Linked DNA regions of Mus musculus: region 1 is linked to region 2. A link is a loop called in an ENCODE intact Hi-C map of the cell type or tissue named here. Cell type or tissue: heart. All regions are shown on one strand. Each heading gives the region's core, and the rest is flanking DNA. Links, peaks and the distances in the headings are about the cores only.

Region 1 (15,655 bases), core at 3,687-11,686, 54 kb after region 2:
GCCGATACCTTCTTAAAGGAGAAGTCACTAATAGATCCTTCCATGAACTCAGGACCTCAAAAGTATGAAAACACAAATATCCAAGGTTCCAAGCCTTATTCACCCCCAAGTTGACTCAAACTGAGAATCAACTATGTGAGGATAATAACACACAACCCTTGAGTATTCTTCTAAAAGACAGAGAAGGAAGGAGAGTCTACATGACAGAGGAATTTAAAAATTAGATGCAATGAAGTCCAACTGTTGGTGGGGTTTGTTGTTGTTGTTGGTTGGTTGGTTGACTGGTTGGTTGGTTGGTTGGTTGGTTGGTTGGTTGGTTGGTTGGTTGGTTGGTTGGTTGGTTTTGATTTTAGGCAGGGTCTCACTCTGAATCCAAAGCTGGCCTCTAACTCTGCCTCCAGGTTTCTGCCTTTCAGATGCTGGCATAAGAAGCATGTATGTCCAGGCAAGCTACTCACTGTTTAGAAGTTGCATTCTTAATACTAGTGAGCAAAACTTTAATACCTCTGCCTATGATATTAGGTCACAGAAAAAAAAATACATTAAACACACATAGGCCTGAGACGAAAGAAAACGCATTTCTTACTGTGAGGTCAGAATCCAAGAACACAAACCATTTACCTTCTAAAGTCCTGGCAACTGTGGTTTTCAAAAACCCACAACTTTCCCCAGCAGAACATTTGGAAGAGTGTGCTCCAGCAGTGCCAGAAGGTCATATTTCTTCCCTATGCCTCTTGAAACTTTGCAGTCGAGATTTTCAAACCTGTACCAAATCACAGCCCCAGGACAACCTATAATAGGCTGCCAGTGAGCCTGTCTTCCTCACAAAATGAGAACACGACCCTACATTTTCTCCACTAGCCAGAAGTTCACGTGGGGCCTTGAAACACCTGCCAATGGCTGTGCAGGGAAGAACATCAGCTAGGTCTGACACAGGCGTCTGTGTCAAAGGAAAGAGCTGTCATCTATGGATATTTACTGATGAATTTGCAAGGATAATTTCTCAAGTGTTTATGCACATATATAAGTAGGAAGAGGGATATTTTTTTATTTCTGCTACTGTAATTTCCTATGTAGAAGTAGGTACATTTTCAGCTAAAAAATTTTTCTCCATGATACATTTTAAAAATGAATTAATTAGTATAAACATTTATTTAGCCACAAATATTTAGTGGTGCTCTGTGAAGTCTGTACACTGTTGAGCCCTGGGGCAAAATAAAGAAAGAGGTGCCTTGCCCCATCCTGTAAGTGGGCAAAGAGATGCCAAGAGGAAGAGAATAGCAAGGCACCCACAAAACACAGAAGCAAGAAATGCCAGGCGCCAATGAGATCCGACTCTGATTACTTTTCATTCAAAACTACGTGCTTTTTATTCTGTTTTCCAGAGAAGAAAGACCAAGACAGAACAAGACCTCGCACCACATTTTGGCCAGGTGCTCTGCCTGTAGACTAGTGTGACCCCTTATGTGAACTCCCGTGATCACCTCCTAAGTGTCCTCTGGCTCCGTTTGCACTCAGCACCACACGTGAAATTGTGTATCAGTAATTTTACATGGATTACCACATCCCTTGCTTAAAACTCTTCAGTAAATCCCAAGAACCAGAGTGCAGATCCTACTAATAGGGTACAAGAGGCTGGCTCTCACTGGCTCTCACTGGCTCTCACTGGCTCTCGCTGGCTCTCGCTGGCTCTCACTGGCTCCTCCTCCCCCACAGTTTTCATTGGTAGTGGTTAATTTGGGAACTGGGGGTTGTGTGGTTTGTGGGTTGTTTTAGTGAAGGTCTTTGTTTTACTCTGATTTGTGTGTGTGTGTGTGTGTGTGTGTGTGTGTGTGTGTGTGTGTGTGTGTGTGTTACATTTCAAAGGTGTCTGGGGGCAGGTTTGTTCATGTGCATATGGAGATCAGGGATTTATTATCTAGTACATTCCTCTTTGTTCTGTACTTTATTTACTGGGGAAAGGTCTCTTCTTGAACCCAGAACTCACACATTTGGTTAGTCAGGCTAACCAGGTTGCCCCTGGCAGCCCATGTCTCTACACCCTGAGCACCAAGATGACAAGGTGCATTTTGACCCAAAGGGACATTTGCTTTGGAATTACTTAACACTGTGCATGGATACATTTCTAAAATCCAAGTGTTTGGGGCTGGAGAGATGACTTTTCTCAAGCATCAGTTCCTACATCAGGAGCTCATAGCTGCCTATAAATCTACTTCCAGGTGATCTGATGGCCTCTTTGGCCTCCAAAGGTACCTTCACGTAAGTGTGCAAAGTGTGCAGTGGGTTCTTGCAAAGGCGCCTTTACTAAAGTGTGTAGTGGGAGAAGCTTCGCCAGATATTGTTTTCTATCTTTTAGCGACCTCTTCACATTTTTCTTCAGTGTTTTAAGATTCTCACTGTAGAAACTTGTACCTCCTTGATTAAGTCTATTCTTAGATTGGGTGTGTGTGTGTGTGTGTGTGTGTGTGTGTGTGTGTGTGTGTATAAGATACTAGGGTTAGGATTTTTTTCTTTCTTCCTTAGCAAGAAATTCTTGGATATATGAAAGCTACATATCTGAATATCTTAATTCTGTATCAAGCTTTTGTGCTGAAAGTGTTTGTCAGATCAAGTTTTCCAGTGGAATCCTCAGGGTCTTCTAAGAATAATATATCCACCACTATCTGGTAAGTTCACTTCTTCCTGTCCTAGTTTTGCTTTTATTATAACCTGCTTTATTGCTCTAGCTAGGATTACAAACACTCTATTGAAAAAGAGCTATCAAGAGGGATTGGAGAGGTGGCTCACCCATTCAAAGCACTAGCTGCTCTTACAGAGAGCCCAGGCTCAGTTCCCTGAACTAACACAATGGCTCACAACCACATGCGATTCCAGTTCCAGGGAATCCAACATTCTCTTTTGTCCTCTACAAGAACTTCATGCACATGGTTCACCTACCTACACACAGGCAAAACACCCATGCAAATAAATAAATAAATAAATCCTTTAAGAAAGAATATAGAGTTAAACATCCTTTGATTTATGTGTTTTCATGCCAATAAGCCCGTCCTAGGTTAAAATATAAGGGTTTTTTTGAGGCACTTATTTAATACCTCTAACTAAAGAACACTCCGGCTTAGCAACACAATGCACTGTAGAGAATCGATCACTGTCATTATTATCATCCGGCAGTTGACTGAGATCTCTGGCTCATTGCTGCTGTTCACCATCACAGACAGTAGTACAGCACATAGCACTGGTCTGGGGAAACTTTAGTAAATATGTGTATATTGAACCCTTTTGTAGTATCAAAAAGTTTTAAAAAAAAACTTAAGTTAAATGCCTATACATCAAAGACCTGAATTTTTTAGTTCCTGAGGGAGGAAAAAAAAAAAACTATCTCCATGCATGTAAAAATACATTCTTTGGAGTAGAGAAAAAAAAATCCCTAGAGACTTAAATACATGTTAGTAAAGGACAAATTTAAAATAAAAATTGCAGCCCATCTGGACCATGGTACATCAATGCAGAATATCATGGAATTATTGGAAACAGAGATAGATCATTGCCACATGCCCATGTGTCACAAGCGCCCTCAGATAAGTGCTCAAACCAGAGGGAGAGGATGGAAGAGGCACAGCCACTGCAGGAAAGAGAGGGCATGCAAATAAGTATTATTTAATGGATAGACGAAATCCTGGATGTTGTCTCTGGGAAAAGCTAGGGGTTAGAAAAGGAGAGGTCTCTTCTTTATTATCCGCATTATTGTTGTGCCTAAGGATTTTGTCATATCTATGACATTTTCAAAAATAAATCATGTGTGTTTATATATACAAAACAAAAGCTACCCAGAGGAAGCACAGGCAAAAGAGGAAGGGCGAAACCTGGCTCGCTCTATCCACCTGACTCCCGGCTTCCTGTGCTATAACCCAGCAAGCAGCTTGTTTCTGTAATTTCCCAGTCAGAGTGGCACTAGGCCTTCTTTGGAAATAAGGAACTTCAAAGACTGGTGACAGCAGTGCATATAGTCAGTCAGACAGTTGTTCCTGTCCAATGCTCGCCAGAACCTTAAGGCCTTCACGAAACACTTTTACTTTGGGCAAATCTTGCATCTACTACTGTGTTCCTTCACACTTAAAGGGGTCATTTACGTCATACTGCCCTTATACAACAGTGGCAGCAACGACTGAAATTAAAGAAAATACTGTGAAAGATTTGTCTTCTGAAACAACTATCAGATTGCCTGCTGTGTATTCTTGGCAATAAAAAGAGAAAGGCCTGGCCCAGATGGAAATTTACTTGGTGATATCTAATGGTCTATGGGCATTGTTCTACTGTCCATCAGTCCCACAGCAATGTGGGAAGCAATCATAGTATTTCCAAAACTCCTTAAATGAAATTAGAAGAATATTCCAGCCAATCCATACCCAGGAACCAGGGGGAGTAATTAAAGGAGTGAATGTTTTATTCTTTAGTGTTTAATAGAATACATAACAAGTCACATAATCAATGATTCATTACTTCGCACACAGCAGGGAAAACAGTATTGGGTGTTTCCATTATACAACTGGTTGTGAATAGAAGAAATGAAGGAGAGTATTTAGATGGATGAAGACAATTTCAAAGTTTGAGCACCTCTGAAAAGATTTCATCCATGTGTTTTTGTTTCCCTTTGGATATAGAAGAGCTTTTATTCTTGGATTTATGTTTCATTAGAAAAGTGTGATATTATTATATTTTCCATGTCCCCTTAGATTTTAAAGAAACAGCTCAAAGGTATCGCTTAGCAAATAACAATTTCAACATGTCAGAACCCAAATAAGTATTACAAACAGCATTTTTTTCAAATACCCAGAAAATTTAATTTACATGTTCAAAGTGTATAACCATGATGAATGTTTCAATCCTTCATCATCCAACGGATATGATCAGTGGTAATGAATGAGTATATATCGTTTGTATTCAATAGTTATAGCAAAGTTTACATGGCTATCAAGTCACAAAGACAGTTGTATAGCAGTTTACATTAAAATTGATGTCTGCACACCTTGAAACACATTTTAAACAAACAAAACTGGCTTGGAAAAATATTATAAAATAAAGTGGCAAGCATTCTTGGTCAACTGGTCAACCCTCCTACCATCCAACAGCTGACTCCAGTGGAGGTCTTCTAATAGGATTCTTCCATCTTTGTTTAATGGGCCTTGTAAAGAATCTAAATCCTCCAGTATTAATATTTTGAGATGTGTACTATCCAAAACTGTCACCAAGAAAAGTTAGCTATAACATAACCTACTTCCAGGTATGTGAAAACTTCTTCCAAGTACTGTGGACACAGAGAACACTGTGTTTTATTCACTACTTGAGAGAGAGAGAGAGAGAGAGAGAGAGAGAGAGAGAGAGAGAGAGAGACTTACATTATCCAAAATATTCAGATTTTAAAAGATTTGTAGTGAGAGGAAACACAATAAAATTTTAAGCAAAGACGTAACTAAGAGTTTTACAATAAAAATACCAAATTTACTATTTTTAAAACATGTCAGTTTTATGGTACTTGTAATTTTAGACTGTAAAAGAAATTCTTAAGGAATTCACTTCCTTCACTCAATATTTTTCTAAATATTTGTATAGCTCATTTTACATATAGGAGTACAAAAATTATTTGAATGCTAGATTGGAATTTATCATAATATGAAGAGTTAAAAATTTATCAAAGCTTCGTAATACATGGCTTTAACGTAATAACTGCATTCCATGGAAACGGCCATAGAAATTAGACCACGTTGTAAGCACTGCCAGTTGTCTCTGGGTATTGGCACATCATACATCTCCCCGGAGAAGCAGCAGGTATACACACATATGATTCTGCTTTGAAAAAGAAGACAATTGGGGCTAAAATTATCATTTTGCTAGCAACTGAACAAAAACAAATAAGACACACTAGAATAAAAACAGTATTAAAGGGGAAATTTCTCACACCTGCAAGGTATATTTTCCATTACATGTTTGAAAATCTAGAACGAATGTGGTTTGTAATCCACACGTATTAAAATAAAAACAGACATATCAAACATCTGATAGACAAGCATGGAACCTGGGACCTGTTTTGTTTTGTTTTTTTACAACCACAGAGACTGTCAACACTTTTTAAAAAAATTACTTATTAAACCTAATGTCATTCCATTATTTATGAGCATCAAATGGTAATTTGATCAACATATGCAAATGATTGCCTCTCTGAGATAGATTAATGCAGCCGTGAATATCTGAGTAGTTTATAATATTCTTCTGGGTCATTTCAAAGATACTGATGAGAGAGGCTCCACTGTTTGGTACAGTCATCAAATTCACAGGTGCTGACCGAGATTTCAGAACATTTTATAAGCCCTAAGGGTTTCTTCTACAACCCAAAGTGCATGGAGAGGAAAGGACCCAACGACATCAGCCTGGCTCAGTCATACTTACCTATCATATAATGAGATGACTGCTCAGACTTAACTTGGGCTGAAAAGCACTAAGTTTTTATGCATTGCCCCTAACAGCAGAGGGCACAGTCACTCCCAGGAAGAGGTCCATGTACTGTCCCTTATACTAATGGCCCAATCTTTAACAGGCCAGCCAGTATGGTGGAAGGTACAGAAATGTCTGTGTGTTAGTGAGACAAACTGAATAATTTTCCAAGCTTCAATTCATAAACAATGCAGACAAAACTTCAGCAGTTTCCCATGGCTTCTAGTGTTATGCAGACTTGACAAGGAAGCTAGAACTTCCGTTTTGTCATCTCTCAGTGTATTTTGAGCTGTCCTAAAGATGGTTTTTATTCATACATTTCTTTCTTAAGCAATCTAGCACTGTTCCGTGGCATGGGAGAAGTCTGAGACTCACACTTGGCCAGTGATTGACAGTCCTAAGTCATTTCAGGCTTGAAACAAAGGTTCTGAGCCATTACCTGATCCACCGCCTAAAAACAAGCCCAAAGCTGGAGTAAGCACAGCTTCCTGGACCCCTGCTGCCCTTTCTTTAAAATCACACACTTTGTACATGAAGCTAACTCTTCTCTAAAGGAAAAAAAAATCTCCCAATTAAAATGAAGACATCATTGGATTAAAAATATGGATAGCTTGAATACAGGTAGCTGACACATGATTACTATACAACTAACATCCCAGCAAAAAAGTATGGAGCAAACCCAGCCTTGTAGTTGTGACTGTTTTCCTGACCCAAGTTCACAGGCAAGGATATGAGAAGCTCACCAAAATGCGTTGCTTTTGTATATACACCATCAAATGCAAGTTACCAGGGGTAAATATAGGAAATTTTATAGCATCAGTAGATGAATTAAAAAACTAAATGATTCGTGTAAAATGTTTGTATATGGTATGTACAGATTTGATCACAGGAGTCTGAGAATAAAACTGTCCCAATTCATAACATCTGCCTCGGATATGATGAGATACACGGTACAAGGTTCGTTTTTTAAAAACAAGGAAAAAATAGCTCTAATTTAAACACTTCAAATGGCTCTTACAAAAATCCTTAAAAACATATTTCAGAGTAAGATGATAAAACAAACACACACACATACACAAAGGCTTCTCTGTAATCACAGATTATCCAAAGGACGTCTCTCAGAGGGAAGCATACGGGCATACCTCCTCTCTGCTGTGGTGTGGAAGCATACGGGCATACCTCCTCTCTGCTGTGGTGTACACAGGATACACACTGGGAATTCATTCCACGTGAGAGGAAAGGCAATAAGGCAAAGGTCCCCTGTTTCTGTTGCATTCACCTAAATACCGCGTTATTGCTCGGCTCACACTGAAGTACTTATTTGCCTTCATTTAGAAACATTCCACTTGACAGCTATCTACAGATGGGCAGCCCCCCCCCCCCGTGCTTCCGTTGATCTTTCGAATCTGTCACTGCAACGTCAAACAAACGCAGGAAAGAAAGAGCATTGTTCCGGTTTTCAGAACAGCCCAGCAGCCCACACTTGCTGGCCTTGCAGAAAACATCAATTTAAAAACACTACTGCTAACAATAATAATAATAATAATAAAGAGATCTGAAGTCTAAGTAATTAAAAATCAAACTTATTTTGCTTAAGTAAATAGGCTATAAGTGAGGAAATAGAATCAACAAGAAAAATAAATGTTCAAATCACTAAAAACTCTACTAGGTAACTCTTTGGTTAGGTTATACAAGTATTAGCAACTAAGTTTAGGACTCAAAATAGCTCGATAGACTTCCAGCTGAAGATGGGTCTTCTACTAATCTTGATAAAATCTAAGTTTACACGTACTGTTTCATATTTTTTTAAATGCGCACATACTCAAATGGATTATACAAACTTCCAACTTTCAAATAATAAATGAGCATGTCCCCCTCCTCCCTCCCGCCCTTCCTCCCATCTTTCCTCCCTCCCCAACCCTCCCACAGTCCTAGACCTAAGTAAGGGCTGACTGTCCCTACTAACCACTCCTGCGTTACTGGGTCACTGCCAGGTGACTTCTAGAAGCGCTGCCTCCCGCTCCCTGCCTGCTCCTAGCCTAGAAGCCTTAACCAACAAAACCTAAAGCTCGGCAAACAGCTGAAGAGAAAGGGCGCCTCCGCAGGCAGGAGGATTGCTTTCTACAATTTTAAGCCACAGGAGATCTAATGTGTTGGGGGTAAATAGAACTCTCCCCTGTTGCCAGTACTAGAATTTACTTCTACCTGTAACTTTAAAAACAAACAAAAAAATCTCTTTATTTACAGTCTCTGAACTGCGTCCTTGGGGTCTTCCAGCATACGGTCTACCATTCAATTGTCTAAAACTCTCTTTCTAATGAGGGTCAAATCTCTAACAACCTTTTAAAGCACTCTCTCCACACAGCACTCTCAGTTCTGATCTCTGAAACCGCTATGGAGTCAAAGGGTTTAAGATGTCAAGGACTCGTCCGAACTGCACGCCGGACACCGTGCAATCCGATTCTGATCAATTCAGTCATTCCCAGGTACTTGGTGACTGTCCCACTAGATCACGACAATCTGGGGGAAGGGTGGTTGGAGGCCAGGAGTAGAGGAAGCATGAGTGAAGGGCTACATCAGAACACTCTCTCGGCTAGTGGGGTCCAAAGATGATGAAGACGCCCAGAGGATTTGTGGCTGCAGATTCGCAAGTGGGGTGCAGACGGGTCTGGGTGACCTACTAGGAGATCTGGGGGTGGGGGCAGAAGGAATCGGGAAACAGGGAGGAAGCGAGGGCATCTATAATCCTGTCCCCCGAGGGGAGGAAGGGAAGTGGGCACCGGAGTGGCGAGGGGCGGGCGTGGGGAGCTCACTCCCTGCAGAAGACGTACTCGGTGTAGCTGGTCCAGATCTTGTCCTCGCTCTGGTCGGTGCTGCTAGCAAAAGCGCAGGTGCCCGTGGAGCTGCACGCCACCATGTGGAAGCCCGACTCGGACAGCTTATCGAAGGCCTGCTCTAGGAAGTTGAACTTGAGGTAATAGCGGGAGGTGTAGCGCTCCGGGGGCCGGTCGGGGTCCCGGCTCTCATTCAGGGTGTCCCCAAACACCTCCTTGGCCAGCGACGTCTTGCCGCACACGGTGATGCGCGCCACCCGCCGGAACTTGGCGTCCGCCTGAGCGTCGCGCCCGATGGTGTAGGAGCCGCGGTAGCCGATGGTGATGTAGCCGGAGCGCCGGCTGCCGTCCAAAGACTGGGACGGCGTGAGCAGGGGCCCCGCCGCGCCCCCGGACGGGCTGCGGCTAGCCAGCTCCAGCGTGGGCGAAGGCGCCCCGGCCGAGGCGCCCTCCTGCGGCTCGGGCTCTGCGTAGCCCAGCGGCAGCAGCTCATCGCCCAGAGAGCCCTCCTTGTGCACCCCGCGGCGCGAGTGCGGCGGCGGTGGCCCCGGACCGGGTTGCTGGGGCGCCCCGAGGCGACGCACGAGCTCCGGCAGCTCGAAGTACTCGGCCTCGCGCTGCAGCCGGCTGCGCTCCGGGAAGTAGTCGGGCAGCACGAGCTGCAAGTCCCGCAGGTAATCCAGGATGTAGCGGAAGAGGAAGCCGTCCCGGTCCAGAAAGAAGCGGCCTTTGCTGTCCCGGGCCAGCTCCTGCGGCTGCTGCTGCGTGAACATACGCCAGAGCAGCGAGTCGGGCACGGACACCACGGTGCAGCGCCGGGTCACATACACCTGCCCTCCCACGTTCAGCTCTACGATGTCCGGGAAGAGCGGCGGCTCCGCCGAGGACGACGACGAGCCGCTGCCACCTCCGCCTCCGCCCCCGTTGGGTAATCCTCGGGTGCTGTCCGCCAGAGCCATGGCCAAAAAGAGGTGGCCCGGATGGGCCAAGTGGCAGGGAGCGGGGTCGCGATCGGAAGCCCCAGCGGCTCTTATCGGGGAGCCCTGCGCTCAGGCGGCGGCCGGCCACTGAGAGCCGCGCGGTGCGAGCGCGCAGCAGTGCGCCCACGAGAGCCCCGGTGCGCTGCGCCTGCCTCGCCCGCGCGCTCCAGGCGAGTGGCGGGTCGCGGCCCGCGCGCCGCTTAAGTAGAGCCGCCCGCTTGGGCGGCGCGGCGCGCAGGAGGCGGTGGGCGGCTGCGGAGCCGCTGAGCTCGCTCCCGGGGCGGGGAGGGCTGGGGCGGGGTGGGGGTGGGGGAGGAGCGGGGAATGCATTTGCATGCTAAACGCTGACGCGGCTCGGGGCTGCAGGCTCCACCCTGACCCGCGCGCTCCGGGGGACGACCGGACTGTCACCGCCCGTCCGCCCACCCGCTCCGGGCCCAGCTCCTCTTCCTCTTCCGCAGTGGGTCAGAGCCTCCAGGCGCTTCTCCAGGAGGCTGATCACTAAAGCGATCCTCTTGTGTTCCCACCTCCCCTCCCGCCGCCCTTCTCGGCTGACCGCAGCCGGCACCCGGGGACTCCAGAAGGGGTTGGAAACTTTCTGGCAGAGTGGAAAAGCTTGATTGCCTGCGGCTAGCGCCCTCTAGACCTACCCGCTTCTAACAGTGCAGAGCGCTGCTGTTGGAGATCCATCCCCGGGTCTCTGGAAGTTCTGAAGAGACACTAACTTGGAAAGGATGCACCGGTCCCTTCAAGTCCAGACCACCCAAAGGTTTTTCACGTGACTATGTGACTAGCGTATAGCCTCGAAAAATCCCTAGAAACCACAAGCGAATGCTTCGCGAAAATGCTCTGTTAGATTATTTTGCGAGAGCATAAAGTCTTTGGTTAGGAAACCACAACACAGTACTGCAGTGAGCAGAAATGACTAGGAGAGGAAGTTGGGTGGACACAAAGGGGGGGGGAGGGGCTTACACTGCGTGGGCAAGAAAAGCTAATAAGCGCCTCCAATAGTGGGACGTGAGGCCTCCGGTTGCTTTCAGCCATCTGTAAATCGCACCAGAAAATTCCAATCTAATATTTTCTTTTATTCGTATTATTAGTATTTAATGATTTTACTAGTATTTCATTATTTTACTAAAATTCCGCTGATGTTTTATTTGTTCCTTGAAATGTTAATGCACGTATAGAAAATAATTTACTTTTAGCCCATGCATAACTGTTCTAAAGGTCCAGTAACCCGTGTTCTCCTCCTCCCTCCATCGTTCTCTTCTGTACTTTACAAGACCGTCCACCAGAGAAGAAAGGCTGTGTAGGTCTGAAGGCCCTTCAGATTTAGCCATGCTCTCTATGGACTCCTACTTGTTCAGCGTTTGGAGTCATGCACAAATTTCAGCCCACAGAATTCTGCCACTGCCGGGAAACCTTCCATGGTCTCCCAGGGGAATGAGACAGGTTGCTCTTCAAATTCCCATCTTTGCACTTGGCACGTTCTGAAATCTCAAATTTGTGGTCTGTTATCTGATCGTTGGTTTTTGGTGAATAAATAGATAAGGGCTTCAAGAAGCCCAAGATAGAGGAGACTCTGAAAAACCACAATTTTAATAAATGCTCTTATACGTTGCTGGGCATCAGGCTGTGGAGAATTCAAGGCTGACTACCTACATCTCCTTTAGAGCAGCCAAGAGGCAAAGGGTTGGCCATCTGAACAGTTATCAGATCACTTTGAAGGACAGGCTGTCAATCACAATAAGCCCAGAAAGATCTTTGTCTTAATAATGATGTCTACCCTTTGTGCGACTGTCCAATGAGCTTGATAGTCTTCTCACGGATGAATGTCATTTTCATTTCTGAAATGTTTATGTCTGCCAAACAATTACTGCACTCGTGTCACAGAGCTGAAATAAGATCAGGCCCCAGACCAGCCTGCTTAATTGCAGGCACAGATTTCTGATACTGAATATATTTCACCATTCTTCAACTGTTCCTTGGGATAAATGATAGATGACAGGAAAGTTCCGAGTCCCGACACTGAATGTGATATATCAGCATCTCAGGCCTGACAAAACTGCCACTTTTCTGTAAGCCCAAGAAAAGACTTCAGTGTCACCTTGGCACAACTGGGTCATTGTTCTATGCTGCCATGTCTCCCTTCAAGATCCTTCCCGTCTTAGGGTCACTACCTCTCCACCACCCCTCAAGACCAAGCCAACATTACCTCATGTTGACCAAGCCAACATCACCTCATTATCACCTCAGATCACTGCCTGGACCTCCAAACTGCCTCTACTCTAGCACCCATCAGTCTTCCATCACTAGACCAAAGAGAAGGATCCAGTCAGACCCTGTGTTGTGTGTTTCTTCCCACGTCACACATGAGCAAAACCAAAGTCCTTCTAATGATGTGACAGATGCTTGCTTGTTTCTGACCCACACATGCTTCTTTGACCCATGCCATAACACTTTGCAATGAATGTGCTGGGTTCTCATGCCATTGGCCCTTCCCCTCTCTCTTTCCTTAAATGACTCGTCATCCCCCACACTGTGTCCCACCCCTTCCTTCTTCCCTTCCCCAGGTCCCCTTTGCCCATTACCCTGTTCAATGAAGTGCAGCTCTATTCCACAGCTTTCTCTTCCCTGCCTTCTTTGTTGAAAGTCTCTTTCCCTGTGTCAGAATGTAAGACCCAAAGAGGTCAGGGATATTTCTCAGCTCTGTTCATTACTATATCCTTAATATCCAGAACACAGCCGGGGCTCTATAATCTTTTGATAAATACTTTGATCATTCACTTATTCCCTCTGTAGTCATTCAAGGTCTACCACCATGTTCCAGGAAGTGTGTTCAGAATAATCACTGCCCTCTTAGAGCTTATACTACACACACATACACACACACACACACACACACACACACACACACACACACACACACACTGTTTGGATAATAATAAACATCACACGTACCAAAAATAATTCATGAAATGAAATAAAGGGACAATGTGAACATCACTCCTGCTGTAGAGTATCTGAGGAAGGTGTCTCTGAAAATGATGCTGGAAGAGCCCCAGCACATTCAAGAACAGTAGCATTTAGCATTCTAGACAGACATCAGACAAGTCCAAGGGTCTGGGTCAGGAATTAGCTCGTCTCACAGTGCAAGTTTATGCAGTGTCATCTCCTTGTGTCCTGTAAACACCAAAATGCCCTTGATGTCATCACTGACTGCAGTCTGAAAGTGAGGTGTGCCTATGGCAGGCAGCATGCAGCCATCCTTCTCTACCTCTTGAGATGACACATTTGTCCACCCCAAGCTACTTGAGAATAGGTGTCTGGTTGATTTTGTGTCTTTTGATTCTTGCCTATTAGTTAGAATCACAAAATCTAGTAAGCTTGATGCCTGGGTGTGTTCCAGGGTCATAGCTCTTTTCATCATCCAGGATGTTAAATATGCCCAGTTGGATGGAGACCCAGAAAGACCTTAGAAAAGCATCATCCACATGTTTAGACTCAACCTGTTCTTCAGCAAAGGATACACTGATGGCCTCTATTCTTTTTCATGTGACTCTGCACTTTCCTAAGAGAGAACATACCTTGCCAGAACTTGGGCCTTTGAAATTAAAGTAAAAGATACTGCAAGCACCTGTAGACCGAGTTCTAATCTTTTTTTGTTTTTTTGGTTTTTTGTTGTTGTTGTTGTTTTTTCAAGACAGGGTTTCTCTGTGTAGCCTTGGCTGTCCTGGAACTCACTCTGTAGACCAGGCTGGCCTCGAACACAGAAATCTGCCTGTCTCTGCCTCTCCAGTGCTGGGATTAAAGGCGTGCGCCACCACCACCCGGCCCGACTTCTAATCTTTTTTTATTAGGTATTTTCTTCATTTACATTTCCAATGCTATCCAAAAGTCCCCCATACCCTCCCCCCGACTCCTCTACCCACCCACTCCCCCTTTTTGGCCCTGACGTTCCCCTTTACTGGTGCATATAAAGTTTGTAAGACCAATGGGCCTCTCTTTCCAGTGATGGCCAACTAGGCCATCTTTTGATACATATGCAGCTAGAGACAGGAGCTCCGGAGGGTACTGGTTAGTTCATATTGTTGTTCCACCTATAGGGTTGCAGTTCCCTTTAGTTCCTTGGATACTTTCTCTAGCTCCTCCATTGGGGGCCCTGTGATCCATCCAATAGCTGACTGTGAGCATCCACTTCTGTGTTTGCTAGGCCCCGGCATAGCCTCACAAGAGACAGTTCTAATCTTATCCCAACCTACCGTAACCTGCTTTTCCAACCAGCATTCCCCACCCCCACCTCGCCCTACAGAAGCCTTTGGAGAATACTCCTCAGTGAGTTGAGGAAAGGAACTTTAGAGACAACTCACAGCTCAAGGGGAAGGACTAACAGGAGCTGAATGAAGTGAGTCCCTCAGAGGAGTGAGTGGATTTAATATATGTGAAAATGATCTGGAAGCTGTAAAACACCATTCAAGTGTCAGAGTCATTATTTCCCACCACTTATCATGGTGCCCGACAAGTCTGCTCAATAAATACTGAATGCATAAATGAATGGTGGAGACATTAAAATGGATGCTATGAGGAAAGAGCAGAGAGACAGGACCAGAAATTGTCCTGAACAAATGTTTGGCGCATTTATCATCCTCCCAATATGTGTAAATCTTTCCTATTCTGTGAAAATCATTGGCTTTTACATTTAGAGGGAGAGAAGAATTGTGTGTAGGGATTAATTAAATACCATCAGGTTTAAGTAAACATCGATCTTAATTAAGATTTGGTTTAAAATGCACCAATTTCTAATCTTCAAAGAGACAAGATTATGAGAAAGGCATTGAGGAATTACAAGAAAACAAAAAGTATCCCAACACTATAACAGAATCACTGTGGGTTGGAGTTTTTATATTTAATATTTTATGTTTAATAGAACCAAAAAGAGAATCGAACTGTCAGGTAATTGATTTTAATTTTTCATTTGTGTCTTTACAAGCGATATTTAAGACTTTCCCAGAAAACATTGATACAATAGTATCTCACTAGCCCTTACCACACACACATATCAGACCTATGTAGCAATGCAGACATGGGCTCATTGAATTGCTACAGTAGCTCTATTCTATTTTAGCACCGTGAGAACCCAACTGGGGGATAATAAACAGTTAAAACAGAAAGAGGCTTTTTCCTGGATCACACAACACATAAGTAATTACACTGAGATTTGAACCTGGGCGTCTGGCTTTAGACTCTGCTTGCTTTATTTGTACTAAGCTGTCATTTCTATTATTTTGCAGATGAGAAACTCAAGGCAAAGGGGCAGGCATAGGCAACTTGGAACAATCTTAGTGCAACTCC
Region 2 (15,655 bases), core at 2,989-10,988:
CTGCTCCAGCCTTCCAGAGTGAACTCAGTGCCAGCCTTCTCCCAAAAACTTTAAGGCCTTAGGTGTCTGTCAGAGCACCGCATGCATGAACTGAAAGCTACCAGGTTCTATGCCTCTCTTGCGTGAAGCTGGCCGTTGTTAGACTGATTAGACTGATATATAAAGATCTGTTCTTCAAGAGAACCCTGCCTACTACATCAAGCTAATTTAACTACATCAAGCGTCTTTAACCGTCCAATTGACATCGAAAATTGATCAGCACCGTCTGCTAACAGTAAAATAACAACCCGTGCTACATTTCCAAAGCTCACAAACGTAGGGCACTTTGCATGCTCTAGTCCTTGTCATTTTAACATCGGATCTTCTGTGCTTTGTCTTACCAGCGCCTTCTGGAAGCAGATGCCACAACTTTCATCCTAGAAAACGTCTGAAGACAGTGAGACACATTCTCTTCTTCATGCTGTCTTGGCTAAGAGGAAACTCAGCGCTGATTTGCAGGCCAACTCCATTTGGATCTGTATTAACTATCTCGTTGGAGCCGTTTGGAACTCTGTGACTTGGAACGCTAGTTGTCATCTCATTCCCTGCCAGCTCCAAATTCACCCTTGTCGTCTGCTCTGGGGAAGTGAGTATGGCCCCCTTAAAGGTTTTTCTTTGGCTTTCTGGCACTGTTATCCAGTCCATAATGAGCTCAGGGGAGGCAGAATTGCACTCTGGCTCTGGTGTCTTCCGCTGCAAGGCTGAGAGTTTGTCCAGGCTCCTCTTACAACATGGAGTTGGGGAAAGTAGGTGCCTGGGCCTCTGCACTGGCAATGAGGCAGCTTCCCTAGTGTCTGGTTCCCACAATGCACTGCAGTAAATAGGACTCAGCAGCCAGAACTTACCCCCACCCCCCACCAAGCAGATTTGTAGCAGTGTTTCCTTAATGAGACTCCTTCCTGAGAATAGATTTCCCCAATACCCTAGAGGGATGATTTCCAGAAAGTTCCTGGGGGCTAAGTTTGGGATAATTTTGCCAACACGGCATCCTGGGACCTTTTCTGCCATCCAGTAAGCCCCAGCTGCCTCCTATCCAAGCAGGTCTGGATCTGTGCCTCAAATCCACTTAACATTTGAGCAGGGTCTACTTCCTTCATACCCTGACGCCTGTGCAAATGTGGTATATCCTTCAGTTCAACTATTCTTAAATTTTCAATTTCAGTATTCTAACAGTATATGTGAGTTCTTAGATTCCCATAAATTTGCTTGTAGAATTCAAAGACAATTAATTAGTTAGCAGAAGTTGCAACTGAAGGCTGAGCATACTGAGCTCGGTGTTTATTACTCGCAGAAAAGGGGCAGCAGGTATGACACAGTAAGACGTTATTAGTGGTGAGGATGATGAAGATGCTGAGCCTGAGCCTTCCCCTGAGGTTAGACTCTCCCACAACTGAGAAGGGACCCTTTGAAATTCAAACGTTATCATAAATAACGACAAGACTTTAGAGGATCCTAATCAGATCCACTTTCCTAAACAGTCCCTGCCCAGACTGGGAATGAATGCAAGAGACAGGGAACCCAACATGGATGGGTTTAGATGTGATGAGCTCTAGCGAGGCCGACTGGAGAGTTTCAAGCTAGAGAAGGCGAGGGGAGAATGACAATTTCAGACTGAAATAGAGGAGGCTGATGAGCAGCACGCTGATTAAGCAGGTAGGTCTCAGATCGAGTTCCCAGGGGCTGCCTCAGACTGACACTGCTCCAAATTAACCACACATTCCCTCCCTCTCCAGTCCCAGAGGACTGAGGGCTGTGGTGTGGTGGGTGTGGTCGCAGGAGAATGGGCTATGGTTAGAAACCTCAGGTTCACTGTGAGCCACTTATTTACTCTGAACAACTTTTTAATGTTAGTATCTAACCATAGCAAGCCTGGCCTGGGAAAGAAGCCACACTGAGGCTGAATTTCCGATGCTGGCATTTGTGTTCACGGGAGTCACACTCTCACCCTACATTGGTTGGCTAGGACTAGTATAACAAAGATCGGTAGAACAATAGAAATCTAATATGTCACAGTTCTGGAGTCCAGGACCCTGGAACAGTACCACGGTCATTCCAGAACCCATAGAGAAAGCATACTAGCTGGCTTCCCCCAGTTCTTGGTATTTCCAGATGGTTCTCAGCTTGTGGAACAACATGCCAGTGTATGCTACCATCTTTATATGACACTTCCCTATGTCTCTTCACATTAAGCCTCTGTGCATAGCGATCTCTATGTCCAAACCTTTCTTTCTGTAAGAACACCAGTAATGTTGACTTAGAGCCCAGCCTACCCGACAGCCCCATCCTCACCTGATTGACTCTCTAAAGGATGGAGCCTTGTTCTGAAGTACCAGAGGTTCTGTCTTCTTTGGGTGGGAAAAGACTCAATTCAATCCTCAGCATACCTCCTTGGATTGCTGCCCAGATAACTCCCCTCCTCCACAGTGAACAATCAGCGCACTTAGAATACAGTCTCCATCTCAATGGCTTCCAGAACAAGGGGAAAGGTTTATATAGTATACATGTCTGGATGCTGCATAGGGACATATGTGCACAACTCCAGAAACATCCTTAGTCCTCCATTCTTCCCCTCTGATCTCTGGCCTTTGATGGCAACCTTCAGTATCTCAGCACCCCTTCAAGCCTCTCTCTTCCCCAGCACTTGCCTGTTATAACCATTCCTGCACGCATGGCCTACCCTCCCCTTGCCCTCCCTCATTAATGTGTGCCCTAAAGCTAAAGATACATTGCACTGGAATACCTAGACTTTCACTAAACAGAAGAAATCTAGAGAAAATGGGAGAACCTGAGAGACTGAAGGATATGTCACATTCTGACACTGAAGCCAAGTATCCTTGCCCGTCAGATAACATTTTTTCACTTACTGCTTCCTGTGTGTTGCAAGGGTAGGGTATCATTATCAGAGAAGTAGGCTCCTCTTCATCAGAAGACCCACAAGAGACAGAGTGGCACCGGGAGAAAGGGCAGGTATTCAGAGATGGGTTGGAGAAAAACTAGTACATTGAAATAAGTCCCATATTCTTGCAACTGCCACTCCCATTCTCTATGACTTGATATCACTGTGAGTATATGTGTTTTTCCCAGGTCTCTGCTCATGTCTTATGTGTCCCTTTCTGTCTCTCTCTCCCTGCCCCTTTTCTTTAAACACACACAGGGACACACACACACACAAACACATATACCTTTCCCACACACTTCTGAAGAATACCTTCACTCTCACAGTCCTGTGCATGGCCCACTGTAAGGAGGTAAACTCTGTCCCATGAACCACGCAGGATCTAATATTCTCTTCATTAGGATGATTCTCAGGTGAAAGACATCTGCTTTCCCAGGACAGCCAATAAAAGCAAAATGTATTTCTTGGGAGGGAACACACTATGCCCTTAGTGCCCAGTAATATTTTCATAGGCTTTCGAAGATTATATTCACTGGTGGTCACCTTAAATGACTGCCCCAAGGGGACAATAATCCAACCACAGGAAAATTTATTTTGTTTTCTGTTATAACCTCAGAGCGGTGCAAATCCCTGGACATCAATGCGATATGAATCTGCCTCTATAGAATAGAAACAAAATAATACATAGACCATCATGTTGATAGTAAACTGATGTGTCTGCAATGTGGCTGCCCACTCAATCCTAGCTTGTTACTATTTACTGTTATTAATGGCTAAAAATGTGCACAAGTTGTAGGCGACAAAAACCTACATACCCAGAAGAGGAAGGGAGGGCTCAGTGGAACAATGTCAAAGGGGAGGAGCCAAGGAGGAAACAGGTCAGGAATAGGAATAAAAGGGAACAGAAAGCAAAACCAGTTTCCCGTACTGTACAAATATCTGAGGCATAGGGCATGTTCCAAAGTCTGCCAACTCTCAACTCTAGAGCTTTTCTCTTCTAGACGGATCAACATCCGTTCTTCTAGTAACTTGGCCAGGGGCGATGTGCTATGATAAAATGTAGGAGATGGATCAGGAGGTTGCCTCTGTGAAGCAGAAAGCAATGGTGTCCTGGAATCTGAACCTGAACCAGATCACTGAGGAACACATGGCCTTGTAAAGTAGGTGTCCTGGATTCCCTGTGTGGGCCCACGAGACACTAGACCGCCTAAAGGAACAGCAGAGTTCTATAACAAGTTTCCTAAGTAGGCTACAGGTGGTTTAGGAGCAAGAATTCAAATGGGTTTCTGGGTTAAGCAGAGTTAAAACAGCTTCTCTGTAATGATTTCCTCTGGAAGTTTGAATATGTATAAAGGTATCGTGAATCTCCAGGTGCGGAGTCTATGTGCCTTGTTTCCCAAATGTTTTTTTTTTTAACAAAGTATGCAGACACTGGTATCCTTCTAGAAACTTCTGAGATTACAGATGAATCATGGACATTGTCTCCTAGAACAAGCCAACTAGTCGGGATTTATGAGCCCTCGGTTTCTCTGTCTGGAAAACGAAGGCCTTTACTCAATGATTCTTGGAAAGTTGCACATCAATGACATTGTAAACACTGACGAAGGTTATAAACCTGCTGCCTCTAGATAATCATAGGCCACCTCTCCACAAAATGTCAGGCTAAACCCCCCAACTAAAGGTGTTCTGAAAGCCTGCCACATCTACAGTGCTGAAAGACCCGATACAGGAGCCAGCAGCAGATACCCCTGGATACTGACAGCCTAAAATCCTTTCCCTTTTCTTTGGGTTATAAAACTGCAGTTTCTACTTTGTTCCTATTCTTAATCTATGTATTCCAATTGCCCCCCATCTTCTAAGCATGTTATCCAAGCCTGAGCAGTTAGATTGCCTCATACCATGGCCGCAGTGAAGAGAGCAAGGAGAGGCAGAGTGCTGATAAAACCCTCTGCAGGATCTCTGCTGCAGTACCGGGTGAACGAAGGGAGACCAGGGAGGATGGCAGACAGAGGGAAGCAAAGGGAGAACTCTGCCCAGTGACTACTAAACTAAGAGAATAAAAGCCAGCAGCCATCTTGGCCATCTTTGTATTAAGGAAGAAAATGCTTCCCGAAGACACCAACTGGATCATCCCAGAAGTCTATGTCTTCCTTCTTTCCATGAAAAAAAAAAGAAAAAAACACATATTCCCTCCTGCTTAAACTAACTTGCAACTATAAAGTGTTGAATAATTCAGATATCAACCTTTGGGATTCCTGCGGCGTGAAGGCTCCATTAAAGGGCTCACATGTAAAGCTGAATCCACATTCAATATCTAACAACAGTGGGAGGACGTTAGGAATAACTGTGTCACTGAGAACTGATACAGCCTGTCTGCAAACCCTAAAAGCTGTGTGCCAGCAAGATCCCAGAGACCTCAGATAATTCCTTCCACCTGCTGCCTGAAATGCCATCACTGGGCATCTGGGGTCTTGACAGGGTTAGCCAATGGTGTAGAGGGAGTCTTTCGAGAGTGTCATGTAAGCTATCAATTCTTTTTGAAAAACAAGCAAAAAAAATGCATCTTTAGGAGTTTATAAACATCCTAGAGGAAAAAATATACTCCATTTGGGACCCTATCTCTGTGTTGCTACAGGGAGGAATACTAGATATAATAACAGGATAACAGGGAACTTCTGGCCTCTTCAACAATATCTGGTGGAAAGAAAAGAGGTTTGGCATCAGAAGGGAAAGAAGGGGGCACCACCAACAACAAAGACCCTGATGTTTATACAATGTACACTGGGAAGTTTTCAGCACCTTGGACTGGGGGGTCAGTAGAAGAGAGGCCCGTCAGTCAGAGCTGGAATTAGTAGGTAAACTAAGGGGGTTAACTGTTTAAATTCTTCCCTGGAGAGTGAGCCCATGAGCCAGTGCTTCTCATATCATCCCAGGGACTGGGTTTCAATGAAGGGAGTGTTGGGGGTGTTTTAATAAAAGTAGAAGAGAAAGTAGTGACACCAGATAGCCCCAAACAACGCCTGGCTCACCCTGGTTCTGCGTGGGAGGACTCACTTCTCTAAAAGTCATTTTTCTGAACCTCTGCAACATCCTGCTAAAGGGTGGCTCCCCACCCCCCAGAGTGGGTAAGCTTTCTAAAATAAAAATTAAAGCAGGCAAAGTCTCTCAACTCAAAGCCACCAAGCAAGCTTATCGCTGATGTCGACTAGAAAAGCTGAAGGCCTGATTTGACAGGTCCCTCCCCAAACATTTTTTTTAAGTTAGTGCTAGCCTCTCACACCAAAGACTGATTGTTGCATTCCTAGACCCTAGGGACCCTGTGCTTTTGGTCTTGTCTAACCCTCAGAGCCCTAAGCATCATGGGAAAAAGAATCAGAAAATGGGGTGAGCAGCTGCACCCCAGCTTCTGGCTGCTATCATCCCACCAAGTCAATGTTTGACATATTTGTTTGTCCTCTAAGATGTCAGTTCTAGGGTTCCACCTGAGAGGGGTTCAGAGAAAAGCAGAGAACAGACCCTGCCAAGGAGAAGAATGGTCTCCTGTGGGCCTACTTCAGCCTCAGACTGAAACAGATCGTAATTTATGTTTGTCTGACTTCCAGAGCCTGGAAAGTGCTTTTCTTTATCTCTCAGCTTGTTTGTGTGTTAGTCTTTGGAACCCGGAGGGGAAGCAATACATTAAATCTGCTCCATAGCAACTGTGTCCCTCTTCCTTTAATGGAGCCCAGGTAATCATCATTACCACCAGGCGGGAGTGGCCAGAAATTCAAGCTGGGTACTCAAGTCCTTTTCAAAGGTGTTGGTGCTGGGAGGTGGGAAACTTTTCCAATATTTGTTGTCACAAACCCTCAAAAAATATATTTTCTATAAATATAATATTTCTTGTAAGGAATAATTTTTTTATGTGTAAAGGAGAGATTGGTACTAAAACTAAATCTACTGCGTTCTGTTTCAAGCACTTGTTAGTATCAGAATCATTCTGTTTAGCAGATTCTAATAGCAAGCTCATTAAAACTTCAGAAATGCCTTTGACAGGGGGCCGTCACCATCTTCTCATATCGAGACAAGCACACAGAGAGGGTCTGGGTACCAGGATCTATTCGATAAGTGGCTGCATATGCTGGCATAGCTGGGGATGTGGCCTTGGCTCCAGCATCCCCTGGAAGACGAGACAGTGTGTGCACTGTGTGGTGTCTCCCTTGTCTTCATCCTTCTCATGCTTGCTTGTTTCTCTTTGCTGTCTGTTTCCAGGTCCCATCTTTCTGTTGATTTCTGGCTGTCCAAAACCTCCTCTTCAGCAGCCACAAACATGGTCTGTGCCAAAGGACTCTGGACTCTGAACTTCCTGGGATGGCCATTGTAAGCCCATGGCAGCAAAAAACCAAACAGCCCAGACTGTTAAAAGCAGTTCAGTGCCATGAAGATGTCAGGCACCATCTGGCAGGATGCTGTTGTCTCTCCCTAGCAACGGTTCCCACAGCTTGTCTCTGGTTACCTTGCCTGCTTCCCTAGTTACAGCACTCCCAGTCTCAGTGCACCTCTGACATCACCCCACTGATCCGAAGCCTTTCCATGTCAATCCTAGACCATCTTATACCCCAGGCTACCAAGTTCAGAGACCACTAGTCAACCCCCAGTGCTAGCTAGTACTAAAGTCCCAACAGAGTTCAGTCTTGGGCAAATATTTGAAGCTTCTGAAAGCCTTATGAAGCTATTAAGCCCCCCCTCCCCAAATACCCGGCCCCGGGATTGTGATTTATTTTCTAGTGGAAAGCAACACGTCTTAAAGCTATAAATCTGGCCCAAAGGACCTCTCTAGGTTTCGAATCCCTAAGCGAACCTAAGCAATACTCAGTGATGAGACCCCACCCACTGTGCAAAAGTTAATTCTTCACCTAGCAGTGCCTCAGCAGCCACATACCATTTATTTTAAGTGAGTAATTTATTTAGGTTTTCGTTATGTTTTCCAGTCTTCACTAAGATACATTTCGTAATGAAATTTCACAAAAGCAAACCTAACTAATTTTTAATCTTCCAGGAAGGCTCCATGAAACTACACCAATGCCTTTGCATATGGACTGTGTTCGTGTGACCACCACCCCGCCCCCGGTTGAATACTGTGCTTCTTCAGAAATTACAGTTCTTCCATGCCTCCAAAGTACTACCCCAAAATACCCCGAAGTAGAACCCCAAAACTGCCAGTTATATAGTAAGAATATCATTTGCTTTTTTTTTTCAATTAAACCTGCACAGTTTTGTTTTTCCTAGTCCTTCATTTCACCCTGAAGACGTGAGGTCTAGGCACTGGCAGCTCAATATTAAAACCATCCTAGTGAGTCACCAGCTGAAGTTTAACGAGAAGGCAAGAAAGCAAAGCACCCAGGAAACCTGCCTGCCCTCTGAAAGCCAGCATACCCGCTAAGACTTTCCCTGAGTGGTTCTACCCATCATAAATATCCTGCCATAGAAACTGGCCATGGAAACACTAGGTTTCCAGTGCCAGAATCTCCCCCCTCTATGCCAATCATCTACAAAACCCACCCACTTCCTCTCTGCCCATTTCTTAAAATTAGACCCTGCTCTCTCCGCAGCTCCCATTTCCGTGGTCCTACATGCCTCTAATGTCTATCATTTACCCACATGTTTACCCAAGTGAAGGCAACTTGTGTTTTGTTACTTAATTTTATTTGCCCATAGCCGTTCAGGGAGATACTGCTCCCTGGTCATCCATCCCACCCTCCTCACCCCCTACACCAATCCATCCCTTACCTGCCTTTCTTCCTGTTGTGGCATTTCTCACATAATAGATTCAATAAACAGTTGGTGTTTGGCTGACTTAAATCTCTGATGGCAAACTATATAACACATAAAACTTTTAAGTCTGAGCCTAGACACTAGTAAAAAAATTTACAACCTCTAAGCTTCACTGGTATTAAAACTTACAATTTGTTTCTCACTGAGTTGCAGAATAACATACTGCATAAACAGATCTAGACTACAGTCACTAGAGAAAATAAACGTCAAAGATAAAAGCTAGACAACATGATAGAAGGCATAGCCAAGCAAGGTATATGGACACAAACTATATCCTTGCCAATAAAGACAACTAATCAAATAAAAGTTCTTTAATTACCATGCCAACAGCAGCCACTGGTGGAAATTCACTAGCAGGTACTGCGGGCCTATGTTTTACATAAACAAAAAAGGGGGAGAGAAACAGAAACAGGCTTTCTGAGTAAGATCACCACCATCAGCATACAGGCAGACTATCACCCAACCCACTATTCTCAGGGCCAGAGCAATCCCATACACTCACTGTAACTTAAACATTTAAAAAATATATTTTCGAATATCCTTTTAGTGGTTCCACAGGCTTCATAAATGTTCACTGAGAATTAACTGTGTGTCCTCTCCGAGTCCTGGAAACCTGAAAATGATCAGCATACCATCCTAACATAAAACTGCCTAGTCTCAGTGGGAGAGTATCTGCAAGTCATTTTAACATGCAATGGAAAATACGGGCCTCACAAGCTATATGCTAACACTAACGTACCACAGAATATGCATCTTCTTAAAGGACATTCTTGAGGAACTGCTGACCAACTCAACTGAGAAAACAAAAGAGGGCCCACTGGAGGAAGCTGAATTCAAACAGTCAAGGAAGCAAGACAAGTGAAAAAATAGTTGATATTTAGGAGGAAGCATAGACAACAGGGACCAAGTCACAGCATCGTGATAAGTGGACAGTGAGGGTCCTACATTGAAGAAGACACTGAAGTGACACATGGTGAGCATTCTTCCATAGAAGTAGGACATGATGCTAGTTGCTGAGGTTGGGTACAAAATGCCTTGCACTTCATCTTAAAGGCAAAAACAACATTTCTATGTTTGGAACAATAGTTTAATTTTCATGGTCAAATGCAAAGAGCAGCAACGGCTGTGATCCTACAAAAACTATGACTACATTAGACGCAATGGAACCCTAGTCAACATCTCTACTTCAACGCAGCTTCAGCCAGTCAGTTGGAGCTGGAGGAGGTGATCTCTGAGGTAAATTTCTGCAGACCATGATTCTGTCTTCTTATCCCCAGTGCCCAGCCGAGTAACAGATCTATGCCATATAACTGTCTGTTTTTAAAGGCACCAATCCATTCAGTAGGACAAATATCATGATGCTACCAAGGTGTACTAGTAAAATAAAAAGATTCAAAGGGCCATAGACTCTAAGGCCAGTTGAAAGTATAGCCTGCTTCTCTATCCCAGACAACTGCTTTACCAACACACTGTACTTTCTCTCTAGAGATATCCTGCTTGTGCTGAGTAAATTTGTTAGTCTTTGCAGGAATGTTTCATTATGTTATCATTTGAGGAAAAAAGCAATGGTAATAAAAACATGATGTTAAGGAACTAGTTGTGATAAAGCATAATAATTTAAGAAGAAAATATAGAAAGTCAAAATAGTGAAGAGATTAGGTATGACAAGCATTAATTACCCTCTCGATAGGGAAGAGACTTTGGCTAAGCCACTTAATTATTCTAAGGGTTTGGTCCTGCCTTTAATGTTATGGACAGCTTCTTTAGAGTAATTACATAAGGCTGTGTCCTATGTAGTTACGCTTGTCCTCAAAGTCCTCAAGTGCTAAAAGCTTGGTCCCTCCTGGGCTAATGGTAAGGGGTAGTAGGGTAAGTGGGAAATCAGGACTGGCCCCTCTTCCTGATTATCTGTCTCATCATAAGCTCTCTCCTCCTTACACAGGCTCCCACCATTGTGACTTCATCTTCCATGAGATGTTCACCAAAGCTGAGCCCGTATTAGCAAACTGAGCAACAAATAAACCTTTTTGTTTAATAAGTAACCAGCCTTACGTATGCCCTGCCTACCTCTTCAGAGCTGGAACTACAGGAAAGCCATGGCCATCTGGCTTTTATGTGAGTACTGGGAAGTGAAACTCTGGTCCTTTCCCACTTGCAAGACAGGGCATTGCACTCCCCCACATGCATTTATGTTCTCTCATATATACAGTCCAAATTATTCCTGACTGGTGAGACTCTACATTGTTCTCAATCACAGGAGACTTGAGAGCAGTGAGTGTCTATATCACATTTGCTCACCCATAGCTCCTATCTTCCCCCAACGGTGATTCTAGATCCTTCTGTGAACAGCCTGCCACCTTTCCATAAACAAGCAAAGTTCAGAAAATATCTGGGGGAGTACTCCTTTCCAGAACTTTCCCAGGCTAGCTTTGTGCTCAAAAACCTTGATCTCACCACCAGCAATACATACATCCTCAGGGCATTCCAGAAAGCCTTGTCCAAGATGAAAAAGTAGACAATTTACCCCCTAAACAGATGTTCAGGCGTAGTGACAGCCCCTCACACAGTGTAGCACTGTTTATCTTTCCATTGGCTGTTGAACTTTCAACTCTCTACTTCATCAGAGTTATAGTTTTTGCCTGTTTTTCTGTCTCCAAAAATTCTCAATTTATCCCTTTATCCAGTCCTTTGTCCTTGCCTGTTTTAACTGATATGTTGTTTCTGCTGTATACACAATAGAATGGACAAGGGTGCGCCATTTGCAAACCACTTTTCCACTTTTAAATCACCTAAATTTCTATCCAGAAATGATTCAAGTCACAATATAGCAAACACTAAGATTTTTCGGGCAAATTATACATACATAATTCCAGGAGAATTAGAAAAAAAATCTTCTCAGAGAACTATTTTAAATAATTGCTGTATTATTGACAAAAGTCATTTCAGACAACAGTTCAAAAATATACCAGGAATGATAGATCCACACACTTGATTTGGGTCATCTGCTAGCCAACCCCTAAGACAAAGCTTAGAGGCACTTGTGGGTTCTTGCTCTTACCTTGATGACTTAGCAAATAACATCTCGGTGCCTTCGTAGCCACATCAGTAAAATGGAGAAAGCATCTAACCTAGAGGGTCATTAAAATAAGGGTGGGATGGGTTGGTATTTATACAGATCAGTGGTAGGCACCTAATATATGGTATTCAATCACAGCTGGATAACTTCCCTGACAGGTTAGGTTTGGACTCATCAGTCAATAGGAGTCTTGGGAGCCTCTGGTTGAACCTCTTGACTCACACCAGAAAAGTTCCCCCTACACCCCCACAGTACAGAGGGGGGACTTCCTCTCCATAAGCTGGGTTTGAATTCTAAGCATGAAAGAGTAAAGGAGAAAGACGAGGAGGTTGAGGAGGAGGAGGAGGAGGAGGAGGAGGTCTTCCTCCAGATGGCAGCTCATTGCATAATTTAAAGAATCTCTTCCCTCTCTCCTTCAAGCTATTTATTCTCTAGTCACTGTCCCATGCACTAGACCCCAGAGCTATGAGTGCTACAGCTAAGAGTGCATCCATTTTCTCTATTAGAAGAAGCAGGAAGTGCCCCTGTGTGGCCTGTGTGGAGTACCTGGCATTCATCTCCTGAACCCTTGACTTCTATTAACTGAAGCTCAAAATTGCATTCCTGTATTCTGGAATCCATGTCATTCTATCACTTTCTGCTTTAGCTTGAGGTTAACAAAACTGGCCTCTTTGATGCCAAGGCCATAGAACTCCACTCCATGTTTCTACTAACATTTATAAACTTAACCTTTAAAAAAAAATGTGTGTTTATCCCTATTAACTACTAACCCTTGATTATTAATCAGGATAAATATGTTGTCAAATCTGATTTGGTTCACTAAATCAAATTTTAAATGCTCAAGAGGAAATTGTGGGCTTTTTTTTTTCTTGGTGGAAATCATATGATTAAAATTTTGCAAGGCAAATAACTATCCGATTGATTTTTTTAATGTAACTGTCTTTTACCATATTAAATTTGCCTAGAGCACCGGTACAAATATATTAAGCTTTAGATAATAATAGTGTATTATGCTATTACAGCAGATATGCCTTCCTGTATTTTTATTAGGCTAATACAAAAATTAGTTTATCTTCCTTGAATGTACTTAAACCAAAGGATTAGCATGCTGAAGAGTCAGGAGGTCACATGGTGACTCAAGGAGCTATATATACATGTCTAAAATTCCCATAAAATATAATCCTCATATAAAAAAATTGATTTTTTCCATTTAAAAGTACCCTCAATTTTATCTAAGTTTAATAATACTATACTATATTTAACTGATAAATATGAACACTGTAATTTTTTTCATTAATTTGATCCCACAATTAGGACACTATTTTTAGGGGCTTATCACATAGAACCTCTAACAAAACTGTCTGCATGCTGGCTCCCTCCAAATTGTTTTGGTTTTATTTTTGTTTTGGGGGTTGTTTTTGTTTCTGTTGTTGTTGTTGTTGTTTGGTTTAGTTTGGTTTTTTATTCAACCCCATGGCCCGCTACAACTGCCATTCATAGAAGTGCATCAGCCCTACACTCTTGCACTCTCTTCTATACCCACACTTCAAACTAACGTTGACAAGGAGCGCCTGTCCTGATAAGCCAATCAGTTTCCAGTGTGCCTGCATGATGTTTGGGGGTGTGAGCTGAGCTATTCCAGTGCTACCCTACCCTCTTACTGAGCACACCGTACTTGGCCTTCTAACTCAGTATCTGATGGATCCTTCATGTTTCTTAACTATAGTTGAATCTTTTCCCTAAATCTACTCTCATTCAACTGGGGCTCAAACAACTTTCCCACACTATTATGAAATCCTTGTTGCTCACTACTGCCTGGGATTCTGCCACAAACCAGAGAGACCTGGAACACCATAAAGCTGTCTCCCTCTAGACTTTCAAGTCCAACATCCTGCCCAACTTCCACCAGCTGGGACCTTGGGCCCAAGTTTACTATGGTTCTTTCACAGTTAGAACTGATAATACCAAAGAATAATTTGGAGAGATCTGAAGACATAATAGAGAATATCTCAAGTATGAAGGAGTCCCAAATAAATGGGGATGAATGCTATTTCTGGGTGAGAATATTGCAAATATGATCCTTTCAGCTCTTTCCAAGTCACTGCTAATTTACATAGTTAATGTAAGCACATGTTACCTAGAAATAAAATACATGGTGAGGAGCAAAGGAAATTTATAGAAGAAGAAGAAGAAGAAGAAGAAGAAGAAGAAGAAGAAGAAGAAGAAGAAGAAGAAGAAGAAGAGGAGGAGGAGGAGGAGGAGGAGGAGGAGGAGGAGGAGGAGGAGGAGGAGGAGGAGGGAGTTGTTTCAGGGAGTTTGTATAGTTGGATTTGGAAATATACCATAAAGTCGCATCATTCATAAAAGAAGGACATTTTCTTTTTTTCTTTTTTTTACTTCTTCACTTTATATCTTGATCACAGCCCTCCCCCACCTCTCAGTCCCACTCCCTTCACCCCTCTCCAGCTTCCCTCTGAGAAGAGGTTCCTCCCAGCAAACCAACCAACCCTGGCACCTCAAGTAATCCCAGGACTAGGTACATCCTCTCCCAGAAGCTAGGCAAGACAGCCTAATTAGGGGAGTAGAATCAACCAGCAGGCAACAGACTGTGGGACAGCCATTGCTCCTGCTGTTAGAGAATCCACATAAAGACCAAGTTGCACATCTGCTACACTTATGAGAGAAGACCTAGATCCAGCCCAGGTATGCTCTTTGGTTGGTGTTTCTGTCTTTAGGAGCCCCCAAGGGTCCAGCTTAATTGACTCTGTTGGTCTTCCTGTAGAGTTCATAAGGGGAAATTCATATGGGGAAGCTGAAAATTATTGAAGCTTAGTTTTCATAAAGAAAAGGACTAATATTTTAGCATTAAGGTAAGGAAAATTAAGGCATAAATCACCAACTAAAAATTCATAATAAATATTATACAAATGGTTTTGTGAGATGTACGTGTTCACATGTGCCAGTATGTGTGTGTAATTATACATACAAGTGGAGGTTTGAGGTCAACATTGGTCATTTCTCAGAACCTATCGAGATGGTTCTTTGAGTCAAGACCTCTCACCAGAACACAGGACTTACCAGTTAGGTTAGGCTATTTACTCTTTCAGCTTCTTCCTCCCAGCCCTGGGTAGTAAAGTCATACCACCATATTGCACGTACACTGGGGATTGAACTCGGTTCCTCACACTTGCTTGCAATGCAATCACTTGACCCCCCTTAATGGAGTCATCTCCCCAGGCAGATGTAAATGATTATAATTCTTAATATAGGAATAGCATTTACAAATTCACTAGGATACACAAAGACCATAACAATTATAGAGACAGAGTACATATTTACAGTTAATTCTTAAAAGAAGAAATAAAAATATACTTTAAAAGGCCAAGCCTAACTCATCAAGAAATGCATACTAAAATAACAATTAGGTAATTCAAGGAATCATAAAAACCTAAAATGAGTATGTAAGAATCCAAGAGTAAGGCAAATGAGTAAGGCAAATGAATTTTAATTCAAACTCTTACTACTTCTAGCTCTGTGCACATTGGCAAATTGTTTAAATCCCTTTAAGCCCCCACTGTTAATTTGTATGCAACTAATAATTGAAATGTACTGGGTTGCTTTGAATATTAAATGAGATGAAAAGCGTGGAGCTCCACAGTCTTGCTTCAATGCCTATGTAGGGTTCATGAAAGAACTATTGCAGACTGCGTTAGTAAGTAACTAGCAATCTACTGGTGTGGAGAATACTACCGAAAAGGAGGTGCACCTTATCTTGCCCTAGTGGATCTTCTAATTGTGTCAGTCTATTAATCAACAAGTATAATCCTACA

Evidence for each region. A loop is a pair of places that touch in the nucleus more often than their neighbours do. Peaks named below come from ENCODE experiments on the same cell type or tissue, not always from the same donor. Only the 100,000 strongest peaks of a DNase experiment are listed, where the experiment ranks them.
Region 1: a loop joins it to region 2, with 1.9 times the contacts of the local background. A loop is called at or near these places in 4 of 42 quality-filtered maps.

The regions. Positions count from the first base shown.
Region 1 is chr14:102,972,159-102,987,813 of GRCm38, forward strand. It overlaps Kctd12 (potassium channel tetramerisation domain containing 12), which reads right to left and starts at 10,479. Exons shown (of 1, transcript NM_177715.4): 1 at 4,423-10,479. The coding sequence starts at 10,282. The coding sequence ends at 9,299. It overlaps Mir5130 (microRNA 5130), which reads right to left and starts at 10,474; the gene lies at 10,391-10,474. 4933432I03Rik (RIKEN cDNA 4933432I03 gene) reads right to left here. Exons shown (of 3, transcript NR_045657.1): 3 at 15,254-15,655. In heart, for the core only: CTCF peaks have their summits at 8,615, 9,431, 9,632, 10,944 and 1 weaker place; DNase peaks (open chromatin) are centred at 3,873, 9,553, 9,693, 10,753 and 1 weaker place; H3K4me3 peaks cover 3,648 bases; H3K27ac peaks cover 2,430 bases.
Region 2 is chr14:102,918,869-102,934,523 of GRCm38, forward strand. No RefSeq gene overlaps it. Among named protein-coding and RNA genes, the nearest start is that of Mir5130, 56 kb to the right of the region's middle. In heart, for the core only: no CTCF peak of the experiment used is centred there; a DNase peak (open chromatin) is centred at 5,993.